3 separate regions of the Homo sapiens genome follow, and regions 2 and 3 are each linked to region 1. The links are chromatin loops, found by intact Hi-C in ENCODE. Cell type or tissue: natural killer cell. All regions are shown on one strand. Links, peaks and the distances in the headings refer to the core of each region. The heading gives the core; the rest is flanking DNA.

Region 1 (10,941 bases), core at 3,181-8,180:
AGTATTTGCCCTTGGAGAGGCCGTCAGGGAGCCAGTGCTTTGTTTATGCCTCTTAGAATCTTGTGATCTATACCATTCATGAACAAAAGTATCCAGATTATCTGGAGCACCCAGAAAATCTGGTACCAAAAATGTCACATAGATCAATAGGTTGCATCTTTATTTCCAGTGTCAGTATCTAAGAGGGACACCAAAATGATACACAATCTATTTACCAATCAGCGTTAAAATAAATAGTTTCCACTGTGTAATTTCTATTGTTATAAGACAGGGAATCCAGTTCTTTGCAGGATGGCCCTATCTATAGTTAAGGAAAAACAAAAGTACTATGAAAATACTGTTCAGGAAGGCAGAGGGCAGGGGATGCAGCTGAAGAGGCTGATTGTAAGATCTTTCCTTCTTAAGTTCTATAACTCACCTCAGCTCCATGGGAACTCCTTTGTTGAGCCCATCACAGCATTGTCATGTAATGCATTTGATTGGCAAGCATACTGATGGCAGGGCATGCCCAAGAGGCCAGGATCTGTGGTCTATCTGTTACACAGCACCAACGGGGGTTTCCGTTTATCTCTTCTCCATGCTATGGGGAGACAGAGATTCTATAGCTCAGCAGATTAGAGAAGCATCCTTAGCTATAGCAGCAAATCTCCAGTTTTCATGGTTTGCCTCCTGTGGAGCAGACTTTCTTCAACACTAGCCGGGATTACCATATGCTGCACATGTCAGGTATTCTCTCCACAATCTCGGAGAGCACGGGCTCTGCTCAGCTTCAGCCGAGGAGGTCCCCACAGTTACGTAACACTTGGGGCTGAGCTGGAAACAGTGTGGAGAAATTGGCAATAATAGGGGTCTGGGAGTCTGCAACCCAGAGAAGACCAGGAAGGGTGTACCTGGAAAAATAGCAACCTGCCAGAATTCAAGTGTGCTAAATAAAGATAGAGGGAATTATGTAAAATAGGTGTGGAGGGACTTCCTGTTTCAGCCCCAACATATAAAGAGCTTGAGAGTTGTGCTCCCATCCTCAGAATAAGGAGAAGCGGGCAGGGTGTGGTGGCTCGCGCCTGTAATCCCAGCACTTTGGAAGGCCAAGGCGGGCGGATCACAAGGTCAGGAGTTCGAGACCAGCAGCCTGGCCAACATAGTGAAACCTCGTCTGTACTAAAAATACAAAAAATTAGCCAGGCCTGGTGGCAGGCACCTGTAGTCCCAGCTGCTTGGGAGGCTGAGGCAGGAGAATCACTTGAACCCAGGAGGTGGAGGTTGCGATGAGCCGAGATCATGTCACTGCACTCCAGCCTGAGCAACAAGAGTGAAACTCTGTCTCAAAAAAAAAAAAAAGAAGAAGAAGAAGAAGAAGAAGCAGAACAAAGCGGAAATCAACAAGTTTTCTTGGACCTATCCTAGAACTGAGGTTGCAGGCAAACCATCACCGTGGAATGTGGAAAGTCAGATGTCCAAGAAGACATAATAATCCTTAACATGTCTGAACTTAACATGAAGATATCAAAATCCATGAGTTATGAAACTGATAGAACAGAAAGGAGAAATAAACAAATTCATTATTATTAATATATTGGAGACTTCAACTTCCCTTGGTCAGTAATCAGTAGACCAAGCAGGCAGAAGATCAAGAATATTGATGACCTGAACAGCACCATAAATCAGCTTGATCTAATTGACATTAATAGACTAATCCACTCAGCAACGGCAGAATACACATCCTTCACAAGCTCAAAGGAAACATTCACCAAGATAGACCACATTTTGGACCGTAAAGCATGTCTTAAAAAATTTAAAGAATAGCAGTTAGACAAAGTATGTTCTCAAATCACAATGGAATTAAACTAGAAATCAGCAGCAGAAAGACAGCTGGAAAATCCCCCAAATGTTTGGAAATTTAACAACACACTTGTAAATAACCCACAGTTCCAGGAAGAATTCCCAAGAGAAATTACAAAATGTTTCAAACTAAATAAAATGAAAATCCAGCTTACCAAAATGTGTGGGATGCAGTGAAGGCAGTGCTTAGAGGGAAATTTATAGCATTGAATGACTACATTAGAAAAGAAGAAAGAACGAAAATCAATAAAGCTTCCACCTCAGGACACTAAGGAAGGAGAGCAATTTAAGCTTAAAGCAAGCAGAAGAAAAGAAATATAAAATTTAGAGTAGAAATCAATGAAACTGAAATCAGTAGAGAAAATCAACAAAACCAAAAGCTGGTACTTTGAAAAGATGAATAAAATTGATAAACTTCTAGCCTGGCTAACCAAGAAAAAAATGAGAGTCACCCATATAACAGATGTGGAGATGATTTCATTTGAACATGTGAGGTAGTATATTTGGCCTTGTATCAGACTCCTCTCTCCTTAAAGGAGACTAAAAAAGTAAAACCGAGTAAATGATGTTTTGCAACCTTTATTTTTCACATATTGTCATGACACTCATAAAACATAGGATGGATGATGATGGATAGATGGATGATGGATGGACAGCTGGAGAATGATGGATGGATGGAGTACGCCACTGTAAACAGATAAGACTGCAAATAGAGGCTACTTCCTGGGACTCACTGGCCCGTATTTCTAGCTACCCTGGGCTCTTCCAGTCTGCCATGAGGGATAAGACTAGCAGAATTTCAAGCAGCCTGGCCCTTTAATTAGCATATACATGGAATTTACTTGTCTTGCAATGTTACTAGTGTTCATATATACCATGTCATCAAGCAAAACATCAAAAGGCAGAAGGAAAGCCACGATTTTACCTGCTGAACCCCCCAACCCACACCCCTTTCCCCGTACTCCAGAGGTGCCCTCCTGTCTACCTCTGGGACTTCTGGGTAGGAAAAGGGGACCTGCAGCCTAAAAGGAGAATTGACCAGAATGTGTTCATAAGAGGTCTGTCAGTACACAGTGGATGGATGACAACCAAGGCAAATTGCTGGCTCTTTGGACAGTTTTTCCAGCTGTGGAACAGCTTTTGACATTTTGTGCCATGAGACCCATGGTTAACTTAATCACCGAGCAAGGCAAACTGAGACATTGGCATCTGTAAAAGAGATACTTTGTTAATGGCAGAGTGTTGATAACTGATCATCCTCTCACCCATTCGGTCTCTGCTGATGTTCCCAGCAGGGCCCTGAGAACAGAAAGAAGAAAATTGGTCCTTTCCCTTGAGGTGTCTATTGCAGAGGCATTTGTTCATGTAGTCAGTCATCCACTCAGTCAGCATGGGAGTGCCTGAAATAGCACAGGACTAAATGGGGTAGCTGGGGTCCTGTCTTTCTGGAGCTTAGAGTCTGTTATGTTTAACAGAGTTCAGTGCAGCAGGCACATTTTTACGGAGACAAGAAATGGTGGGTTCTTCACACAGGGATCAGAAAGTTTCTCATTGAGACTTGAAAAGAATTGCCATGAGTAGATGGAAATTCAGTTGGAAGGTTTTGATTTGCAAGGATTAAGGATTCTAAATTCAAACTCTATAATTTATAAAAATAAGCTGATTTGTGGCTGTGTGCTTTAAGGTGGGCATTCTTGGTGCTTGTCTCACTGAATTTGGGGCTTTTAGGTCAACAGTCAACATGAAATCACCAGAGTGAAGATCCATTGATTCAGATAGGAGTATATTTGGTGTATGAGAAGCTTCCATCTTCCCATTTGCCAGAATTAAGCATTTGTTTTTCCAGTGTGATGCTTAAACCTGAAATAGGAAGCATATTCTACTGAAGCTGATGTTCTAGCATCAGTTTGAAAACCCTGGTCTTAGCCAAAAAGTCCTTTATTCACATTTACTTCATTCATCATCCATTCATTCATTCATTCAGCAATGTATTGAGCATCTCCTTTGTCCTAGGTGCCAGGAATCCAAAGATAAATATGACCTGGCCCCTGGCCCTAGGTGTCCAGTAGATAACATTTATATTTAAATATGCAATTACAATTCAATATGTCTATGCCAAAAAAAATTAAACATGGAGCCTGGGAGAGTTGAGAAAGGTGATGCAGGACATGGCATCTGATCTAGCTTTTGAAAAGGAATTGGCCAGGCAGAGAATGAGGAGAAGACTTTCCAAAAGGAGGAAAAAGTCTGAAAAGGCACAAGGGCCTTTGCTCATGTGAAAAGCATCCTCTAATTGGGAATGTTGAATTCAGAGTATAGGATGGATGGGGATGGGGAGAAGAATATGGATTGGAGAACTATTGGCCGGTTACGCTGCTAAGATAGATTGGGGCTGGAGAGTTGTAACTGCCTGAAGAAGGTAATCTCTGTTATGTACTACATGAATGAGTGTTTTTTGCCTTCTAAAATAGAAACTCAAATTCTTAGATATCTGGACAGCAATAAGCTATAGTTCTGAAATCTACTGCTATTTCTGTGACCATAATTTAACACCCACACACATGCCGAGTTATATCCTGTGTCTTTTATCAAAAGGTTTTACCCTCATGATGACCTGGATAGATAGAGAACCAACATAGTTAAGTGAATGCTAGCAAAATGGCCATATGTGGTGAGTTACCGTCAAACAATGTAAGGATTGGCAGCCAACACTGCACACTGAAAATATGTTGCATACAACTCTACTCTTGTTATCAGTCGGTTCCTCATTTGACCCATGGAAGATGGCAGTCCCCAAACCCAGGAACCATTTTCCTGAGCATCTGCTGACACAGCGTGCCTTGTCTTCTGTCCCAGGGCCAGAGTGTTGAATACAAAGGTCAGGGGCCTCAGGGCATGGAAGGATGTTCACTTTCCTCTGCCTCCACTCTCCCTAGGACTCAGGCTTCCTCCACATGACAAGGTGGCAAGCAGGCATCAGTGCAGCAGAGAATGGAGAGAAGCTGCTTCTAGATGTAATTTTTCACTGCACTAAATCCAGAGGAATAAAAGAGCTTCGGTCATGAGCAACAAAGCCCCTGAACATTCGATGTCTAAGTGAGTGTTGTGGTGTGTGGAGGCAAGTAGGCCCTGAGGGGGGCACAGATCAGTGACAGTCTACTCCACCACCACCTGGCGCCTTCTCCCTCATGGACAGTGTGGACAGGTGGCAGTTTCTGGAGTATTAGCCTGAGAGGTGCTATTGCTCCTGGCTCTGCAGCCTCCCCGCTCCAAGTGCTGAAGAGCTGACCTTCACCAATGACTCAACAACAGCAAGCCAGAGACATCAATAAAACCCATTACAAGCGATAACACCCTTTAACACAGACATGCAGCTCAGAGAATTAATTCCTCCCACCCCCTCCCAGGCAGCTTTGGTGAAATTAAAGTGGGAATTGACATTCTCACGAATTTCCCATTTCCTGCCTGTGTTTATCAGGAATCTAGGTCATGACAGTTCTGATCATTCATGTCGTGAGTGGTATATGTCATAGAAGGGCAAAGCTGAAAGTTTGCCTGCTCCTTTTCCTTCCTTCTCCATCCCCCTGCAGAAGAGAAAGTATCACAGCAATAACCACGCTGACACTGTGGTCTCAAGTGACTTCAGCACCCTGTCCGGAGCACATCTGGGCTGCAGTGCTGTTCACACCGGCTCTTGTCAGCAAGGGGTGATCAGCCACGTGATTTCCCTGAGCAGTCAGGCACTTGTCACCCAGGGTCAGCCCAAAGGGGCCTGGATGAACTTTACCTTTTCCTGTTTACCTCCAAGGGCCCCCTCACGCCACTGTAATATCCTGACTGGTTGTTCAGAAGCAAAGCTCACTCCCTCCTTTTTCTTTCTTCAATCTCTCAAGCATGAGTCAGAGAGTTTTCCTAATAAATGACTCTAAGATTAGTAAAGAAATCATCATTTTAATGAACATGCCAAATCTGAGTACAATTTGTATGAATTTTTGAAATTATAGCTTAGCATTTTGTTGAAAAAAAAGTTGTAAGAAGAGATAATGACCTATGACCTATCACCTTACCATAATTATTTTCATTTCCCATATTTCTTTCCAGTCTCTGTCCACAAGTAGGAATTGTTCATAATTGTGATCAGTGTGTACATGGTGTTCATGTCTCGTGCTTTTCTCCACTTAACTTTGGCTCCCTATAATTATCTTACTGAATGGCCAAATACATTTCCCTTGGTGGCTAATTTATGATTTCTTTATTACCCAAAAGAGGGAGAGGTTAGTTTCTCATAATGTTCTTTCAGATAATAATATTTGGCTTTTGCTTTCTTTTGAATTTTTCTTTTGAAATTATCTCAGGCATAGCATCTCTGGTTCTTGATATGTATTTTCATATTGATTTTTTTTTAAAAAGAATGATATGAATTTATAGTACTAATAGTAAGTCTGTGACTATTTTAATTGTAAATTAAAAGGCCCAAGAGAGATGGTTATGGGAACAGATGCTATACTTAATGGCAAATTGTTTTTGTTTGTTTGCTTGTTTCGGCGCCCTTCCTTTTTACATTATTGTCTTTACTGGGTAGGCCTGAGTCAGGGCCTAAAGAAGAATAGAAAATGAGGAGAGCATTTTTGCAGAATAGCTCCCATTCCACGACTCAGCATTCTTTCCTTCGCTTGTTTCTATTTCTGTCAAGGTGAGGAGACCTTTTGAGTGTGAGACGCTGGTAGATCTATCCTCAGAACAAGACCTGCCCCCTCTCAATGAGGGACAGCTGGAGGTGAACCAGACACTGAGAACTCCATGAGAGCCAGAAATAGTTAGATGATGGACTGTGTCAGGACAGGGATGCAGCCACTTTGGAATAATTCTTTAATCCGTCTGAAATTCTGAAATCTGTAGGCACTGACCTCATCTTTTTGCCTTTTATCTTTCTGGGGCATTTTTGCTGTGAGTCACAGGCCAAAGACAAACCCTCTAACAGATATTAAGGTAGAGAATGATGTGAAGAGATTGGCTCCCTAAGAAAGAATGTTTTGTGGGCAATTACTGAGCAGTGTGGCTCACAGATCACAGGAGGGGAGAGGGATGGTCATCACTGGTGCCTAATAGAAGCACAGAGAAGGAAGGCACACTGGAACCTCCATGCTGGAACAGTGTAGAGCGTTGGTTTGGATACACTTGGCTCTTCTCTTCCAGACTAGGAGTCCTCAGGATGCTGAGAAGAGCTGATGACTCTCATCTTCTGCTGACCGCTCAGACCACTAGAATGATCGTCTTACCCAGTATTGGTACAGCATGTACAGTTTGAGAAGTGTGGCTTAATGTACATATTAGACATGGCACTGAGTGCCTTGGTCATTGGTCATTCACCTGCAATGAAATGAAAAATGTCACTTGGTTCCTAGACTTCTGGGCCTGGCTCATTGCGTGCACTCCGTAGGTTTTCACCAATGAGTAAGCCCGTGCTTCTCGATTATACCTTGCAGTCTCTGCTGGGTAAGACCTAAGCTTTGTGTAGCCTTTGCTGTACAGTAGCTTAAAGGTCAAAGGACAGATATAAAGATAATGGGTTCACCTAGCAGCCTCCTTAAAGCTGGCATAGCGTCCACATTTTAGGGAATTCATACCTCTGTGGGCCTCTCTGTCTTTCTTAGGATGATAGAAGGAAGGGCAGTCCTTAATCCTGTTGATTGGGAGTTTACTGGGTTTTTGTTTGTTTGTTTGTTTGTTTGTTTTTGTGGCCTCTCTGGAAGGGAGATGCTGAAGAAAGGAGAATAACACAGTTTTGGTGGCGGGCGAGGAGGCAGGCGGTGCTGTCACCTTGGACACTCATTGAGCCTCTCTAAGCCCCACCTCATAAAGGAGATGAAAACACTTGCTACATGGGCTGCATGCGAATTAAATGAGATAGTTCACAGACCGCCGTGAATGGAGAGAAGGAATCATGCCGTGAACCTTGAAGAGCATGGTTCCTCCTTCCATCAGCCTCATTGCAGCTCCGCTTGGCTAGACAAGCTGGCCCTATGCCATGGTCAATGTGCAGCCATTTGCAACTGCAAAATGAAATGTGCCGATTTTCCTTAAGGTGCTGTTTTCTCTCATCTCTTGTAGGAGGTGCTTGAACTCGCTTTCTCCATCTTGTATGACTCAAACTGCCAACTGAACTTCATCGCTCCTGACAAGCATGAGGTAAGGGTCTCGGGGGTGATAATTTATGAGATAATGTTATCTTTTCTCAAGAAAAATATAGAAAGAAATTTTACTTAAGAAAAATAGACCTGCCTGAAAAAATGATGAACCAAGGGGCATCTTGCTGACTTGGAGGAGAATAGAAACCTCTTGACAAACTGCCCGTTGCAACAGATTCAACTTCTTAGTAGCTTGATTGATAGTTCATGGTAAAGAAAAAGGATGTAAAAGGCCTCAAATGCAGCAAAGGTATACTTGTTAATCCAGAGAAAGAAGCGGCCCTGGTTACAGCTTTGGTTTTCATTGAATTTTTCGTTTTTGGTCTGGATTTTCCCAAGATAAACTGGTCTCTCTTCTTTAAAACATCTGAGGAAGTAGGTTTTCTACCAAATTTCTTTAAGCTATTTTAAGAGGTTTAGGGCTGTCTCTGCTGTTGGGATTTTATTTTCGAGATGCTTTTATTCCTTTCTGACATCTTGTTATATGTATAATTTGTTTCTCTTCTTGTAGCACGCTGTCAGCTATATTTAAAATATTTAGCATAAATCTAGGAAAATGCATTTGTAAGATAAAGTAGCAGTTATGGCTGATTTAACTTTCTTTTATAAACTGGAACCCAACATCATGCTTGAAACTTTTATTTTTAGATGATACCATTCAAATTTTTGTTTTGCGTGTGGTTGCATAAACAGCTTTAGAAAGGAAGAGAACATTTTAATAGAATCTGACTTTTGTTCCCCATTTCCCCTAGGACATTTAGCTCATTTAGAAGTTATTCAGTATCTAGTTTTCACTGGTTTGAAGCTTTTGAATAAAATTGTATATCCCAAAGAGAGAGGAAAGATTAGACACAAATCCTGCATTTAGAACGGTGCTTAAATATAATTCTGTGTCACTTGACATTTAGTTTGCTGAAGGGTAAGACTTTGTCTTCATCTTTCTGAAAATAGATACTGTGTTCTACTGTTTCTGTTTTTAAATAAAATTGTGGTTCTACACAGGCCACCATATTCAAGATGTATAGAGCTGTGTACAAAACTACTTAAAATAGTAGAACTTTGGATGTTATTTAAATCTCTGCAAGGCTGTTTTCCCCAGTGTACATTAATTCCAGATCAGGATAAATGCTCTGGGACTGCCAGATTTTTATTCATATCTGCCACTTCTTATAGATACAATGAAGAGAAAAATGCCATATGCTTGTGAACACTTTTAATTACTTCAGACCACTTTCCTTCTATTACCTCATTTTATTTCCATAATTATTCCATACAATAGAAAGTTCTATTACAGACATTCTCATTTATCAAATGAGCACGGAGAGACCTCCCAGAACTGAATACCTCAACAATAGAAAGGTTAACACAGTTGGCCCTTGAATAGCATGGGGGTTATGGGCACCAAACCCCCCACACAGTTGAAAATCTGCCCATAACTTTTGACTCCCCAAAAACTTAACTGTCAGTAGCCTACTGTTGACCAGAAAGAAGCCTTCCCCATAGCATAAGCAGTTGATTCACACACATTTTGTATGTTATGTGGATTTTATACTGTATTCTTCCAATAAGGTAAGCTAGGGAAAAGAAAATGTTAAGAAAGTCATAAGGAAGAGAAAATATGTTTACTATTCATTAAGTGGAAGAGGATCATCATAAAAGTCTTCATCCTCATTGTCTTCACATTGAGTAGGATGAGGGAGAAGGAAGAGGACGGGTTGGTCTTGAGGTCTCAGGGGTGGCAGAGGCTAGAGAGGTGGAAGAGGTGGAAGGGGAAGCAGGAGAGACAGGCACACTTGGTATAAGTTTTATTGAAGAAAAAAATCCATGTATAAGTGACCCACACAGTTAAAACCCATGTTGTTCAAGGGTCAACTGTAAGTATAACGACCCTGGCTTACTCTCTGCCAGGCACCATTAATGCTTTATATGTATATTTCACCCCAGTTAACCCTCATATAACTCTAAAAGAATCCCCATTTAAAAGAGGGAAATGAGGCAAGAGAGCTTAAGAAACGTGTCCAGGGTCACACAAGTAGTAAGAGGACAGAGCTGGAATTTAAACACTGGCAGTCTTGCTCCAGAAGCCCTACACTTAACCCCTGCACTGTGGAGCTAGGAAGAGAAAGAGCAGACACTGAGCTCGCACATTCCTGGCAGGCCCATCACTCAGTTTCTACAATCACCAACTCATGGCCAATCTGGTTCACCTGTGCTCCCATCCACTCTTCCACCATCACCCAGCTGCCACCCCTGATTATTTTGAAGCAAATCTGGATATCATTTTATGTATAAATGTTCCTGTATGCATTTCCCAACAATAAAGACTCAATTTAAAACCATAACTGCAATACCCTGATCACACTTAAATAAATTAATAATGTGGTATTTATTTATTAAACCATGTGCAGTCAGTTTTCAGATGTCTCTAATTGTCTCATTTGTGTTTTTTTCTTTCATACTTTGTTCAAGTCAGAATGCAAATAAGATCCATGCATTGCAGTTGGTTGACATGTTTCCTAGGTTTCTCTGAATCTACAGGTTTCTCTTTCTCTCTCTCTGTCTCTCACAATCATGAGCATGTGCCTTTTTTCCTTGAAATTTATTTATTGGGAAAAACAGGTCATTAGACCTGTAATGTTAATAGTCTAGACTGTGCTGGTTATAACTTTATGTATTAGCTTACTGTTGCTATTGTAACAAACTGCCACAAACTTAGTGTTAAAGAACACAAATTTATTATCTTCGAATTCTGGACTTCAGAAGTCAAATGTGAGTATCCTGGGCTAAAATCAAGGTATCAGCAGGGCTGTGTTCCTTTCTGGAGGCTCTAGGGAAGAATTTTCCCTTGTCTTTTTCACTCAAGAGTCCACCTGCACTCCTTGGCCTCCATCCATTGCAATGGCTGGTTGAACCT
Region 2 (7,924 bases), core at 921-5,920, 190 kb after region 1:
TGTTTCCCTATTTACTTTCATCTGGACTTTCTCTATCCCCAAAAGTTACTCCTCAGTGTGGGCCTTGCCCTGGAAGGGAGCTCCAGTGGGTCCCTTGTGGGTGCCAGATGACTCTAGCCACTAATTCCTTCTAGTCTTGAACTCTTTGCATTCACCAGCTATTGATTGGGCAAAACCCCTCCCCGTCCAGTGGCTGTTCTCTAATTGGCCTGCCATGCTTTCTGCTCAACACCTGTCAGCTATCTGGGGATTCTCCTGTTCTCAGTTTTATCTGTCATCCATTGCTTCCCTCTACTTTCTCCCTCACAGAAGTTGATGGCCCATAGGTCTTGCAGTTGCGAAGTGGTTTATTCTCACCTAATTGCACATTGGGGTTCATGGATATACCTAGCTTTGTGGTAACTGCTTTCTGAGGGTTTTCGGTCTTGCTATTCAGGTACTCTTATTTATTTATTTATTTATTTCTGGAGACAGAGTCTTGCTCTGTCACCCAGGCTGAGGTGCAGTGGCGCAATCTCGGCTCACTGCAACCTCTGCCTCCTGGGTTCAAGCGATTCTCCTGCCTCAGCCTCCCGAGTAGCTGGGATTATACCCATCAGGATGCCTGGCTAATTTTTGCATTTTTAGTAGACACGGGGTTTCACCATGTTGGTCAGGCTGGTCTTTAACTCCTGACCTCAGGTGATCTGCCCGCCTCGGCCTCCCAAAGTGCTGGGATTACACTCCTTTTTCTTTTGTAGAGATTCAAAGAGATTTCAAAATTCTGCTGCCTCCACCACCATCTTTCCATACTCCTCCCTTGCGAAGGCTTTAATTTGACATCAATGGTCTACTGTATGCGTTGCTCAGCAAGTTTTTTTTTCACGCAACATGATTTTAAGATCTATACATGTTAAGGCATATAGGCCTAGGTCAAGTCTCTTAATTACTCTATACTTCTTTACCATATAAGTTCTATATTTTATTTGTTTATTCCTCTATTGAACATTCACAATTTGTTATAAGCTTTACTTTGTATTTTCACATCTCCGAGTTACAGAAGAAGAAGAAAAATATTATTACTATTTTACAGAAGGAAAACAGTGAAGAACAGTCACAGTTATCATTAAGCTTTGTTTTAACTGGTTGCCTTTCTGTGTGATAGACAGCATTGGCAGGTATAACCTCAAGTTAGATGTTCTCTTTTTTGGCAAAGTTGCGTCGTCCGAAGGTGAACGACCGACTAAAAATCCTATTTCCTAGATTATTCCCTCTTCTTAATATACTAGCAAAATATAAAACAACCCAAAACAAGATTGCTGGTTCAAGGTACCATCTTAGCTTCTTCTGACTTCGAACAGGAAATGTCAGAGCCTGGTAAGATCAAGTGAGAGGCTGAAAGTCAGATTCTGGTGAAGTGGAAACCGGTATCTCACCAAGGGAAACAGGATAAATATTTTGGTTTTCAGTGATGGGTTGCCTTTTCAACTGGAGCAATTTTAAAGGATTAAGAAGGTTATTGGGAGTTATTTTCATTTTATCAATTCTTGTTTTACCTCCAGCTGAAAATAGAACACTCAGTTCAGGTTAAAGGACACCATGGGCAGTATTGCTTCCATTTTATGGATGAGAAAAACAAGACACAGAAACAGAATGGTTATGTCAGTTGTATGGGGTGGCAAAGATAGACGTTCTCCTAGCTAAGGATTTCTCCTGGAAGACATAATAGGCCTGACCCACAGTGCCTACTGGGATCCAATATTGCATTGCCTTCTGTCTGGTAGGCCAGGTGAATGGGGGACAGAAGGATATGAAATTAAGCACATAAACACACAATTATTTTTAAATTATTTTTCAGTGAAGTATTACTTTCACCTCCAAAGCTAAAAAAGTACAAAAAACAAAGTTTTAGCAGGGAAATCGCGTAAGCACCATTCTTGAGAATAATCTCTTAGTAAATCATGTTGCCTTTCCCTGTGCCCTATAAGACAGTTTTTTTCTAATCGTGCAAAGCATTTCTGACCCTCAGTTTCATCCACTGCTTTTGCCTCTGGCTCTCATTAGGAAGCACCTTGGAAGAATCTCGGAATTGTTAATGGAAAATGATTAATGGAATCATTCTCACTAGTCAGGGGTCAACAGAATCATATGCCCTGAGAGTCTTGCTACAAGTTCACTTTCCTGGGTCACCTATGCAGAAATTTTATCTCTGTGGAATATAATTGTTAAAAACTCATGTAGTCTTAAAAGAAAGAAGGCACTTCATGCCTACTCTGGAGGTTCTGAAAGTCTGAATGCATCCCAGAATATGTACTTATAAAATTGTGTGGTTGGCCGGTTGTGGTGGCTCATGCCTGTAATCCCAGCACTTTTAGGAGGCCAAGGCGGGCGGATCACAAGATCAAGAGATCACGACCATCCTGGCCAACGTGGTGAAACCCCATCTCTACTAAAAATACAAAAATTAACTGGGCGTGGTAACATGTGCCTGTAGTCCTAGCTACTCAGGAGGCTGACGCAGAAGAATTGCTTGAACACTGGAGGTGGAGGTTGCAGTGAGCTGAGATTGCACCACTGCACTCCAGCCTAGGGACAGAGCAAGACTCCGTCTCAAAAAAAAATAATTATGTGGTCCCTTGGTGGCACTGTGCTTCAAGTTTGTATATAATAATTATACATATGTAATAATGTATACATATTATACATATAATAATGTATACATATTATACATATAATAATGTATAACAATATCTGCTATACTTGAGGTAGATAAGGCATCAAATAAAATGTCCTAAGCACATTGAAATGTATACTACAAATAACAAGACCTTTTGGAGTATTTTAATCTCAGCTGAACCACTTGCTATGTTGTGATCTTAAGCTCTCTAAGTCTTAATGTTCTTGTCTATAGAATGAGGATAAAAATAATTACCCCCTCAAAAGATTCTTTTTTTTTTGAGGCCTCAATACTTTTTTTTATTTTTATTTTTTATATATATATTTATTGTACTTTAAGTTCTAAGGTACATGTAAACTAGTTCAACCATTGTGGAAGACAGTGTGGTGATTCCTCAGGGATCTAGAACTAGAAAAGATTCTTATGAGAAAGGAAGTGATGGTAAACATGAAGGTAACTTACAAATTGGAATGTCCTATGTTTTATTTACACATACATCTGTATACACCCAATGTATGATAACTACTTAATTGGTCTTATTTTAACTTTATTTTGTCCTTTGGAATAGCCACATTTTCTTTTTTCCTATGCTGTTCCAAGTCTCTTTTAATCTGTAGAAATTAAATACTCTTGTATGATCCTTGTCACAGGCAGAGTTTAACAGTATAATTTTTACTTTAGCTAAGCTACTGTCAATATGTAAATGCCAAATTTTTCTTCAGGTGTATCAGTAACAATCAGGTTACCATCTGATCATGGCTGACTGGGGATAGCTGGCTCTTTCTGGAGATTTTGCATATTTCTGCTTTGTACCCTTACGGATTGCTCTCAGAATTTAGCTCTCAGAGAGCATTTCCTGTCCCATATCAGCCATTGCTCCAGGGGCCTCTCAAGCTAACAATCACAGAAGACTACCGGAAACTATTCAAATGGTTCTGCTCAGGGAGGAAGGAACCTGCAGCCATCCTCTTTGACTTGAGCTAAACAGAATTCTAACGCGCGCGCGCGCGCACACACACACACACACACACACACACACACACACACACACACACACACACTGCTTATCTTACCAGAAAGAAGATGAATTTTCTCTGCCTTTCAGCCAGTATTAGAACTTTATCAAAGAACACCCTAATGTCCATTTTTAAATTGCTCTGCTCTAGGCTAAGCCAGTTCTGCATTAGCAGTACTTTTAACTTTTTTCCAAAGCTCCTTCATTTAATTTGGAATATCTCTTACAAAAGTCCCCAAACTTAGCAGACATTATAGTGATAGAGACCAAATCCTACACCCACATTTTTCAGATGAGGAAATGGAAGTCCAGAAAGGGGAGGCAATTTCTCCAAGGCCAGAAGCCAGTGGGCTGGTACTGAATGAAATGCAGGTCTCTGAGTATACTGTGACATCAGAGCTTCTTGACCCTCTCCACAGTAGCACCCCTAAAAAGGATCCCAAGGGAGAGGGAATCTGTATTTAAACACTTTTATTAAGCTACAATTCACATACTGTACAGTTCACTCATTTAAAGTGTACAATTTAGTGACTTTCAGTACAGTCATAGAGTTGCGTGTTCATCAGTCACCACAATCAATTTTAGAACATTTTCATTACACCAGAAAGAAACTACATGCCTTTTAGCATCCGCCCCCAAACACCCACTCTTTCCAGCCCTAAGAAACCACTAATCTACTTTCTGTGTCTATGACTTTGCCTGTTTTGGGCATTTCATATAAATGGAATCATACAATATCTGGTCTTGTGTGACTGATTTCTTTCCCTTAGCATAGTGTTTTAGAGATTCACTATGTTGTAGCATGTATTATAACTTTATTACTTTTTACGGCTGAATAATATTGCATCGTATAGGTATACCACGTTTGTTGATCTATTAGCTGATAGGTATTTGAGGAGTTTACATTTCTTGGCTATTATGCAAAATGCTGCTATAAATATTTGTGTACACATTTCTGTGTGGACATATGTTTATATATATATATAAACTGGATCACATTGCTGGATCATATATAAACTGGATCATATTGCTGGATCACATAGTAACTCTATGTTAAACAGTCTGAGGAGCTGGTAGGCTGGTTACAAACTGGCTGCACGAGTTTACATTGCCATCAGCATTGTACAAGCTTTTGATTTCTCCACATCCTCACCAACACATATTATTCTCTCTTTTATTATAGCACATTATAGTGGACATGAAGTTGTATCTCATTTTGGCTTTGAATTGCATTTCCTTGGTAGCTAATGATGTTGAGTATCTTTTCATGTGGCTTTTGGACATTGGTATATCTTCTTTGGAAAACTGTCTATTCAGATTCTTTGTACATATTTTAATTGGACTATTTGTCTTTTTATTATTGAGTTGTAATAGTCCTTTATATATTCTAGCACTGTGATAGGTCATTTGATATATGATTGGCAAAAATTTTCTCCCATTCTGTGGGCTGTCTTTTTACTTTCTGTTGGTGTTCTATGAAGTGCAAAACTTATTGTTATTTTAATGAAGTCAAGTTTCTCTGTTTTTTTTTTCTTCTTTTGCTTGTGCTTTTGGTGTCATATCTAAGAAAACGTTGCCTAACCCAAAGTCAGTAAGATTTATGCCAGTGTTTCCTTGTATGAATTTTACGGTTTTCACTCTTACATTTAGGTCTTTGACCCGTTTTGGGTTAATTTTTGTATATAGTGTGAAGTAAGTGTCCAAATTCATTCTTTTGCCTGTGGCTGTCCAGTTGTCCCAGCACCATTTGTTAAATTCCTCCAATGAAATGGTCTTTGCACTTTTGACTAAATGTTAGGGTTTGTTTCTGAACTATTGATTCTATTTCATTGATCCATATGTCTGTCTTTATGTTAATACCATGCTATCTTGATTACAGTAGCTGTCTAGCTTTGAAATTGTTTCCCAATGTCAGTCCTCCAACTTGTTCTTCTCTTTCAATATTGTTTTGGTGTTCTGAGTCGCTTGACTTTTCGTATGAATGTTAGGATCTGCTGCTCAGTTTCTGCAAAGAAGTTAGCTAGGTTTTTGGTAGAGATGGCATTGAATCTGTGGATCAGTTTGGGAAGAATTGCCCTCTTAACAATATTAAGTCTGCCAATTCATGAATATGGAATGTCTTTCCATTTATTTAGGTCTACTTTAACTTCTTTTAACAATGTAGTTTTCAGAGTATATATTTTGCACTTTTTTTGGTTAAGTTTGTTCCTAAGAATTTAGTTCTTTTTGATGCTACTGTAAATGGAATTGTTTTCCTTAATTTCAGTTTTTATTTGCTCACTTCTGCTACATAGAAATACAATTGGTTTTGCATATTGATCTTGTATCCTGCAGCTTTACTGAACTTATTTATTTGTTCTTATAGTTTTTAATAGATTCCTTAGGATTTTCTACATGGAAGATCATATCAGCCACAAGATAGTCTTACATCTTTACTTTCCAATCTGAATGCTTTTTATTTCTTTTTCTTGCCTCATTCTCCTGGCTAGAACTTATAACGTTGAATAAAAGTAGTGACTGCAGATATTCTTATATTTTCCTGATAGTGAGGGGACAGTATTTAATTTTTCACCACTAAATATCATGTAAGTTGTCAGGTTTTTTGTAGATAACCTTTATTAGGTTGAGGACATTCCCTTTTATTCCTAATAAAATCATGAAGCAGTGTTATATTTTGTCAAATATCTTCTGCCTATATTGGATAATCATATGGTTTTTTTTATGTTGTTGATATGGGAGTAATACATTAACTGATTTTCAGATGTTAACCCAATTTTGCATTCCTGGGATAAATCCCACCTGATCATGGTGTATAATTTCTGTATTGCTGGATCTTATTTGCTAGTATTTTGTTGAGGATCTTTGTGGTTATATTCATGAGAGATTTGGGTCTACATTCTTTCGGAGGAAGGTTTCTGGTTTTAGTATCAGGGTAATATTAACCTCATAAATAAGTTAAGAAATGGTCACTCTGCTTCCATTTTTTGGAAGAATTCTTGATAAATTGTTAGTAATTCTTTAACTTTTTTGTAGATTTGCCAATGAATCCTATCTGGTGCAGCTAGCTGGTCTTAGGCTTTCCTTTGTGGGAAGTTTTTAATTACTAATTCAATCTCTTTACTTGTTATATGTTTCTTAAAATTGTCTATTCTTGAGTCCATTTGGGCATTATGTGTCTTTCTAAGAATTTTTTATTTTATCTAAGTTACCTAATTTATTGCCATGCACCTGTTCATAACATTCCATTATAATCCTTTTTATTTCTTTAAGGTCACTCATAATGTGAGGACACAGTTTTAATTGCCTACTTCAAAGGCACAATTTATTTATTTATTTATTTGAGACGGAGTTTCACTCTTGTTGCCCAGGCTGGAGTGCAATGGCACGATCTCGGCTCACTGCAACCTCCACCTCCCGGGTTCAAGCGATTCTCCTGCCCCAGCCTCCCTAGTAACTGGGATTACAAGCACCTGCCACTACACCCAGCTAATTTTTTGTGTTTTTAGGAGAGACGGGGTTTCACTATGTTGGCCAGGCTGGTCTCAAACTCCTGACCGCAGGCGATCTACCCGCCTTGCCCTCCCAAAGTGCTGGGATTACAGGCGTGAGCCGCTGCACCCAGCCGAGCACAGTGTATTTAAAGTCTCGTACTTTTTTGTCTAAAAAGTCATAGAATAGATCTATTTTAATACAAAAATAATATTTCACATTATTTAACATTAAGCAAAATTGAAGTACCAGGGAGCATTCCCATATTTATCTTGTTTCACCACTCCATCATCCAGCAAGGCCCGGGCCCCCCTATGTGAGACACATCATGACAAGATAGATTCTCCTTAATCAGGGTTTTCTAGCTCTTTCCAGGACAGCTGATCTGTCCCTAACTCTGCTAAGATCCTGAGTTGAATTACCAGGGCTCCACAATAGACTCACAAACTGGAGAAACAGGACCAAAGAGCTAACAAGTTTCATTGGGTGGATAGAGGAACTCACAAAACATTCATGTGCTCTCATAGGTCAGGGGAGATTATGTTGTTAGTAGGAGTATTTGTGTGGAGTGTATCTATGTCCTGTGATGAAGGTGGCAGTGCAGGATCACCTGTAACTGTCATCTCCTTTTACCTCTGGGATAACAACAGCAAAAACTAAGGACCCCAAGTGAAGTATTTTCCTTTGAATAAACACCAGAAAAGACCATTTCTAACAGAGCTACATTTCAGATGATTGACTAATGCAAGTCTCATTTCTTTCAA
Region 3 (7,855 bases), core at 2,611-7,610, 76 kb after region 1:
GCAAAGCACTGTGCCAAGGCACCACATGCTTAGTTTACATGGTTCTCACCACCATCCTGGGTAACTGGGACCATTACTGGCTTCCTTGCCAAAGAAGGGACAGGTTTAGTGCTGGTATACATTTCCTATCACTGTTGTAACAAATTACCTCTGACATAATGTCTTAAGACACAAATTCATTCATTTATAATTCTGGAGGTCAAAAGTCTGCAATGGAATTTACCAGACTAAAATCAAGATGTTGACAGGGCTGCATCCCTTTCTGGAGGCTCTCTGGGGAGACTCTGTGTCTGTATCATTTCCAGCTTTCTAGAGGCGGCCCACATTGCTTGGCCTGTGACCCGTTCCATCTTCAAACCAGAAATGGTGGGTTGAGTCCTCACATCGCATCACTCTAATCCTCAATTCTGTCTCCATCTCTCACTTATAAGGAAATTTGAGATGACTTTGGGCCCACCTAGATAACCTGGGATATGCCCCCTACCTTAAGGTCAGCCGATTAGCAACCTTAATTTGATCTGCAATCAAAATTTCTCTCTGATATGTATGCAACATATTCACAGGTTCCAAGAATTAGAACATGGACATCTTTGATGGGACGGGGCATTATTCTGCCTTGCTATAGAGATATTATGCAATTTGGAGCTAATAAATGGAGTTTGCTGGATTTGAATCTTGGTCTCTTTGATTCCAAATCCTCTTCCATGAACTCCAATGCACATTGCTACCAGTAAAATTCTACCAACAACATCCCTTCCTAAGACCGTCTTCTGTGGCAGGCACGATCTTGGACACTGGTGGTTCATATATGAATAAGAATTAACCACAGCCCCAGACGAGCTCACAAGCTTGTGGGGGAGAGGCACTTGCAAATGTCAATAAATAACTATAATGGTAAGTGAGAAAGAAGTGTATGCAAACGCTGTGGGTGCACAGAGGAGTGAGTGTCTAATTCCACAGGACTGGGAGGCAGTGTGGGATGGGGTTGGAGAGGATATTTGAAGTAGATCTGAAGGATAATTAATTCACTAGGCAAGGGAGGCGGTGAAGGATGCTCCATGCCTAGAGAATGCTGAGAGAGGCTAAGCCATGTAATTGGCTGGATGTTTGTGGGAAAATGAATTCATTTTGTTGTGGCCAGACAGAATGTCTGAGGTGAAAAGATGGGAACTGAGGTTGGAATGGGTTCTGATATTGAAGGGTCTTAGAGGCCATGCTCATGTTCATTGTGGAGAAAACTGACCTCCATCAAAGGATTTTAAGAGAGAGAGAACCATGATCAAACCTGTACACTGGACGCCTCATTCTGGTAACATCTCAGAAGATAAATTTGTTGGCAGGTTGGAAGTGAGGGGGAAGAGGCTGAGGTCAACATCCAGGTGAAAGATCACAGGGGTCTAAGGAGCGCCATGACCATGGGAATGAAGAGCAAAAGGCAGATTGAGACTGTTCTGAGGTGAACTTAGTCAATATTTGTGGCTGTGTCTTGGAAAAGGGTCATGGGGTGAGGGGCAGCAAGGAAAGTAGAGTCAGGAATTCCCCACCAGCTCTGTAACTCGGGGCTACACGGTAGCTCCCTAAACTGAGGTAGAATTTCATCCAAGCCCACCCCATCATTCATTGCCAAGGATACTTGTAAACTCAGCATCACAGATTTCTAGAGGGAAAAGCTTCTCTCTGGAGCTTGAACCTGTTTACAAAATCATGCAGAAGAAATTGCTCACGGTGACTGATGTGATTCCAAATGCTGAAGTAAGATTGTGCATGTGTGTGTATATGTGTCTGTGTGTGTCTTGGGGGAGGTATCCTTTCTCTAAAGCAACTCCTCACATCCCTGCCTGCAGAAGGGGGCTCCCCTTTGCCCCACCACACAGGACCACTGTGAGCAGAGATTCATCCTCCTGCCTCCTTCCCAAGCCACACCAGTCCTTTCATCACTCCCTCTCACCTTGGCATCTCCCCAGCTCTCCAGGGGAAAGCTAGAACTACGATTCTAATGGCCAGTTTGGTCTTGGCAGGATCTGTTAAAAGAAACTAGGTCTTGGGTGTGTATGTGTTTGTGTGTATCGTTGGGTGTCTGTGCTTGTGTGTTTCTGCATGGGTCTGTGCATGTGAATCTAAATGTGTGTTTGTGTTACAGTTGCCAGATTTGGCAAATAAAAATACAGGGTGCACAATTTAATTCGAATTGCAGGTAAATTATTTCAGCAAATCATTCTTTTAGTATAAGTATGTCCGTGTGTATTTACGCATGCCTATTTAGGGCTTATCTGTACTAAAAAATTGCTCATTTTGTATCTGAAATTCACATGTATAACCCATGTGATTATGCGTGCGTGTTTTGTGTAAAAGCCTGTGTGGTTTTGTTTTTGCTCATGTGCTTGGGTGTTTGTGTGTATCTACGTGCATGTTTGTGTATATAGGTGTGTGGTTTTCTGTGTTTGTGTGCTTATGTGGATCTGGGTTATAGGAATCCTAATAAGAGATTTGCCCAAGTCATCTAGGCCTGGAGAAAACCGTCATTCTCAGCTTACCAGAGAAAAAGGAGTCAGATTTTTTTCTGCAGTTAATTAATTTTGACTTTGAACAAATCACTGCCAAGTGAGAAGGCTGAACTAGACTCATTCATTTAGATATTTATTGATCATTCTAGGAGCAGAAGGTGCAAAGGCAAGTAATTCACAGAGGACTCACGGTCTAGAGAAAGGACATCAATACTACTGAGGAGGTTACGACGTAGTAAATGGCACCATAAACATGTATGCCGAGATCCCCACAACTGTGGCGATACCTTCCATTTCTTTGTGTCTGTGAAGCCAGCCCTGCAGTGAAGGCAGGCAGATATTTCATTGTGATGCTTTTATCACTTTGAATCTTTAAATTATGATTATTGGTAGAAGCATGCATGCAGCTCTGATAAACACAGATCGCCCAGGCATCAGCTGCGGGAAGCATTGCTCCATCCGTCAAATATGTTTGTTTTTAATAGTAGCAGTGCTCATGGAAGCCAGGAAATGTCACTGGATTCAGATGTCACTTAAACATCTGAAGCATTTCTCATCACCCTTCCTGTCACCGTGAGCAGTGTACCTTGCAGCGTTAGAGGGCTGCCTGCTTCCCCTGGGGGGGCATCTCAGCTCCCTTCAGAGTCCATGCCTGACGTTTATGCTTCTCCCTAACTTCGACACTGGTTTTGCTCACCCAATATTTTCAGGCTCTGTCTCTCAAAATAAAGTTAGCTGGCTAAGTGAGATATTGGCCATTCTGGCTTGAAATCTGTCTCAAGCAAGCTTTCACACCCCTACAGAAAGCTGCCTTAATATCATAATTGAGCAATTATGTAGGAGTTTTTGAATCTGATGATATATGGTTAGAATACAGGCCAAGCTGTTATCACAAAGAGACCTCAGGGGCTGCGACAAGATAAGTTTGTTTTTCACTTACCTGATAGTCTGAGCTCAAGCTGTCCTGGCTGGTGCGGCAATCCCAGAGGGACAAGGAGCCCAATTCCTCCTGGCTTGATGCTTGGCTGCCCTGCTCGCATCAGTACGGCCCATCACAACAAGCAGAAAGAGGGAGCAGGGAGGCAGCACAAATCCATTTCCTTTCAAAGGCAAGCCTGGACATTGCATGCATCACTTCTGGCTACAGACACAGGTGAGGATGTGGCTGCACCAAGCTTCAAAAGAGGCCAGAATGTGACTTCCTCAGAACTGCCATGGGGCCTCTATTGCTATGGCGGAAAGAAGAGTGGGATGGGGGCAACTGGCAATCTCTGCTCTAAGAGCATTGGTGTCAAAATATTCAAGAGCTCTCCGGACAAATAGCCCTCAGAATACACTTGTCTGTTTGTAGCTGGAGGTGCAAGAACAACCTTAACTGAGTGCCCACTGTGTTACAGACGATGTGAGAATCAGCCAGTGTCTTATATTATTTGATCCTGATAGGCAAAGTGCCTGAGGGGTGGAGTGACTTGCCCAATTGGCGCGTAGGTGCCACAGGAGGCACTTGGACCCAAGGCCTTTCCCACACACCACCCTGCCTCCTCTAATCTCCTGGTGATGGAATGACTCTCTTGGACGTGTGCTGGGTTTTCAGGTGCCAACTCAGCATCACCACCAGCCCTGTCTAGGTCTCCTCTGCACCTCAGAAGCAAAGCAGGAACTACATTTCCCAGAATGCCATTCCCAGGAGGACCCACATGCCAACCCCAGTGAGGAACCTAGCAGAGGCCTTTATCCTGCATTGGTGGCTTTATCCAGCCCCCAGTGCAGAGGGAGCTTCACAGCAGCTTTCCACAGGCTTCTGAGAACCCCTGGCTTTAGTGTTTCAGGCTGAAATCTTGGTAGGTGGCTTCTCAGCCCTTTGCACCCTCGGATCTTCCTATAATACGTAGGCTCCCCCTACCTGGACCACTCAGACTGAACATCACAGACACAGAAGGTAAGATCACGTGATAGTGCGGAGGTCTTTCTCTCTGGCAGAAAGAACATTCAAATTGGAACTGGGTGAACTGACATTCTTACCAACCAAGCTGGCCCTTGACCACATCACTTAAGCGGTATGAGCATCAACATTTTTCACTCATCAAATGCGAATAACAATATCTACAAAATTATGAGGGCCGGGCACAGTGGCTCACTCCTGTAAATCCCAGCACTTTGGAACAACAAGGCAGGCAGATCGCTCAAGCCCAGGAGCTTGAGATCGGCCTGGGCAACATGGTGAAATCCCATCTCTACAAAAAAGAATACAAAAAATTAGCTGGGCACGAAGACATGCACTGGTAGTCTCAACTACTCGGGAGGCTGAAGTGGGAAAATCGCCTGAGCCCGGCAGGTCAAGGCTACTGTGAGTTGTGATCAAGCCACTGCACTCCAGCCCTGGGAACAGAGTGAGACCTTGTCTCAAAAAAATAAAAACAAAAAAATAACTGGGAAGGTCACATGAGATACTATATTTAACAACAATTAGGACAACAAGAAAGTAGGGTGCTGCTGTTATTATTTTTGCTAATAATAATAGCCAAGCATTTTATAGGCATTATTGCATTTAATCCTAAAACAACTCTGGTTATACCATTTCTATTTTACAAACAGGAAAACTGAGAAACAGAGAACTGAATTAACTTGCAAATGATCACACAGCTAGTTCTTGACAGAGCCAGAAACTGAACCCATTCTCTGTAGTTTCAGTGCTCACACTCTTAACCACTATTGATGTGTTTCCTGTTGACACTGACACATTTCAACTAGCTTGTTTATTTTCACCTTCCTCCTCAGCAGCTTACCACAATTACCAAGTATAAAGACTAGCAAGGAGAAGAAATTATGAGCAGCAAGATGTATGAAATAACCTCCTAATAATTTCAAGAACCTAGCATAAAAGTGGTCTATCTGGCAGGGTGCCTAATCCCTGAGTAATTTCAAGGACAACTTACTCTCAACTTGGGGCATCTATGCCCTGCAGGAGACATTTGGAAATGTCTGCAAACATTGTCACAACTGGTGGGGCGGGCATAGGGGGCCAAGGTGCTACTGAAATCTAGTAGGTAAAGGTTTGAATGCCCCTAAATAGCTTACAATACACAGGACTATCCTCCCCGCTCAACAAAGAATTATCTGGCCTAAAATGTCAATAGCATCATTGTTGAGAAAGCCTGCTTTAGAAGGTGTTATGGGATTTCCTGTGCCTAATATGGATCATGTGGGACATTCTCTAAGGCTGTGTTGTCCAATGTGATAGTCATTTGCCACCTGCGACTATTTAATTTTAAATAAATTAATAGTAAATAAAATTAGAAATTTAATTCCTTAGTTGCACTAGCCACATTTTAAGTGCACAATGGCCAGCTGTGGCTAATGGCCACCATATTGGACAGCAGAGAGTCATGGAACATTTCCACCATCTCAGAAAGGTCTTTTGGCCAATACTACTGCAAGATCTTCTCCTGGTCTGAAACCGTATTAACTATCTCAAGCTGTATGTAGTTCCTTGCACGTTATAAAAAAACAAATATTAAACCATGATTTTTAAAACAGATAAAATAGGGCATATTCATGAAACCATAAAAAATGGCCTTCTAAATTAGAATGCTTTGAATATAGTTGATGACATCTCCTCGTTAAGACACTGCTTTATTTGTTTATAGATCATTAAAACTGGGAAGAGGATAGGAACCTAAACCCAGAGTTGGCAAAGGCACTATCAATCGATGTTCAAGAAAAGGACTTGAGGGAGGCAGTTCTAAAATTGTAATCTAAACCAAAAGTTGTAGAATTTTTTAGTTTAAAATAGGATTTGAGTAATCTATTTTGGTTCTGAGTTGTATAATTCTTTTTAGGGGCCACAAAAGTCTTGGAGAATCTGGTAAAATGTGCTGATCCACATCAACAAGCAGATACACACAGAGACCATTTTCTTTTCTTTTCTTTTTTTTTTTTTTTTTTTTTTTTTTATTGTTGTTGTTGTTGTTGAGAGGAGACGGAATTTCACTCTGTCACCCAGGCTGGAGTAAAGTGGCACAATCTCAGCTCACTGCAACCACCGCCTCCTGGGTTCAAGCGATTCTCCTGCCTCAGCCTCCCCAGTAGCTGGGATTATAGGCACCTGCCACCACGCCTGGCTAATTTTTGTATTTTTAGTAGAGATGCGATTTCACCATGTTGGCCAGCCTGGTCTCAAATTCCTGACGTCAGGTGATCCACCCACCTCAGCCTCCCAGAGTGCTAGGATTACAGGCTTGAGCTACTGCGTCTGGACTACACAGACTATTTTCTATACAAGTTGATGTGATTCTTGGCTTCCTAAAGCCCCCTCTGTGTTCCAGTTGATCCCTACACACTACCCTCACTTCACAGATGAGGTAATTGAATGACTGAATGAATCAAGGGAAATGAGGAGTTAAGTGACTTGTCCACAGTTTACACAGCAGCAGGACCTCAAGCAGAGGCGGATATTCCAATTCTCAAGCCTTATCCATTCATTAAGAAATATCAGTTTATATAAAGTAGTAAAGGAACTAATCTAGCGTGTGCTATAAGATACACTTGTACTGTTTGAAGTTCTTCTGCTTGCCTTCTATGATGGGAGAGGATGGGGCAGTACTTAAAAAGAAAAGGAACAGCCTTCAAAGTTGCCAGAGGGTAGAATAGGGAACTACACACTCATTATCCACTCCGCAGACTGAGTTATGAAGCTCTGAACAAAGAAACATGTTCTATGATTTCTGATCTAGAATTTTTTTTTTTTTTTTACCAGAATGCTGCTTCTTTGGTGATACTCCATTGCCTTTCTCCAGACAGCACATTCTCAGTAATAATATGAACTCCTCACCTGATTTGATGGCCTCCATCCTTCTTATTAAGGCTTCGAGAAGCGCAGTTTGTGAATTTGCCTTTGAATAGCTCATTAGGTTATTTGCTTTTGTTCCGGACTCCTGTCTCCTCTCCTGTATTCTGCCTCCTTATTTGTGCTTTTTCTTTAAAGCCAAAAAAAAGCCTAGAAAACTCCCTTATGCAAAATTCCAAATTCAGCTGTGCTTTTACCCGTATACTTAATTATAAGAAGTCGTGCCCGCTCTATACTTGCGGCTTTTCACAATGTGCCATTATGTAGAACAGCAAGCAGAAGCAAAAGGTAGTGAACTTCATTGGCAGTCTAATCCGCACAGAGCTATTGCTATTGAAATGCTGTAAATAGAAATAATATTCAAGAAGAAAGAATTTGCCTCTAGGGCTGTGCCCAATAGATCTACTTACAAACCCCAAACAAAGCCTGTCGAGTCAAGTATACTTAGCCCAGTGTCTGGAACATAGCAATCCTTTTTAAAATATTTGTTGAATGAATTAACTGA

The links. Peaks named below come from ENCODE experiments on the same cell type or tissue, not always from the same donor. Only the 100,000 strongest peaks of a DNase experiment are listed, where the experiment ranks them.
Region 2: a loop joins it to region 1, with 3 times the contacts of the local background. A loop is called at or near these places in 7 of 110 quality-filtered maps.
Region 3: a loop joins it to region 1, with 7 times the contacts of the local background. A loop is called at or near these places in 6 of 110 quality-filtered maps.

What each region holds. Positions count from the first base shown.
Region 1 is chr7:36,858,746-36,869,686 of GRCh38, reverse strand. ELMO1 (engulfment and cell motility 1) reads left to right here. Exons shown (of 22, transcript NM_014800.11): 21 at 7,951-8,028. Among named protein-coding and RNA genes, the nearest start is that of MIR1200, 55 kb to the left of the region's middle. RefSeq lists an enhancer at 165-719. In natural killer cell, for the core only: no CTCF peak of the experiment used is centred there; DNase peaks (open chromatin) are centred at 4,456 and 5,496; H3K27ac peaks cover 3,991 bases.
Region 2 is chr7:36,674,344-36,682,267 of GRCh38, reverse strand. All of the region lies in intron 2 of AOAH (acyloxyacyl hydrolase), which reads left to right. Among named protein-coding and RNA genes, the nearest start is that of AOAH, 46 kb to the left of the region's middle. In natural killer cell, for the core only: no CTCF peak of the experiment used is centred there; DNase peaks (open chromatin) are centred at 3,597 and 4,167; H3K27ac peaks cover 2,060 bases.
Region 3 is chr7:36,785,611-36,793,465 of GRCh38, reverse strand. No RefSeq gene overlaps it. Among named protein-coding and RNA genes, the nearest start is that of AOAH, 65 kb to the right of the region's middle. RefSeq lists an enhancer at 5,345-5,494. In natural killer cell, for the core only: no CTCF peak of the experiment used is centred there; DNase peaks (open chromatin) are centred at 3,085, 4,185, 4,305 and 5,225; H3K27ac peaks cover 3,723 bases.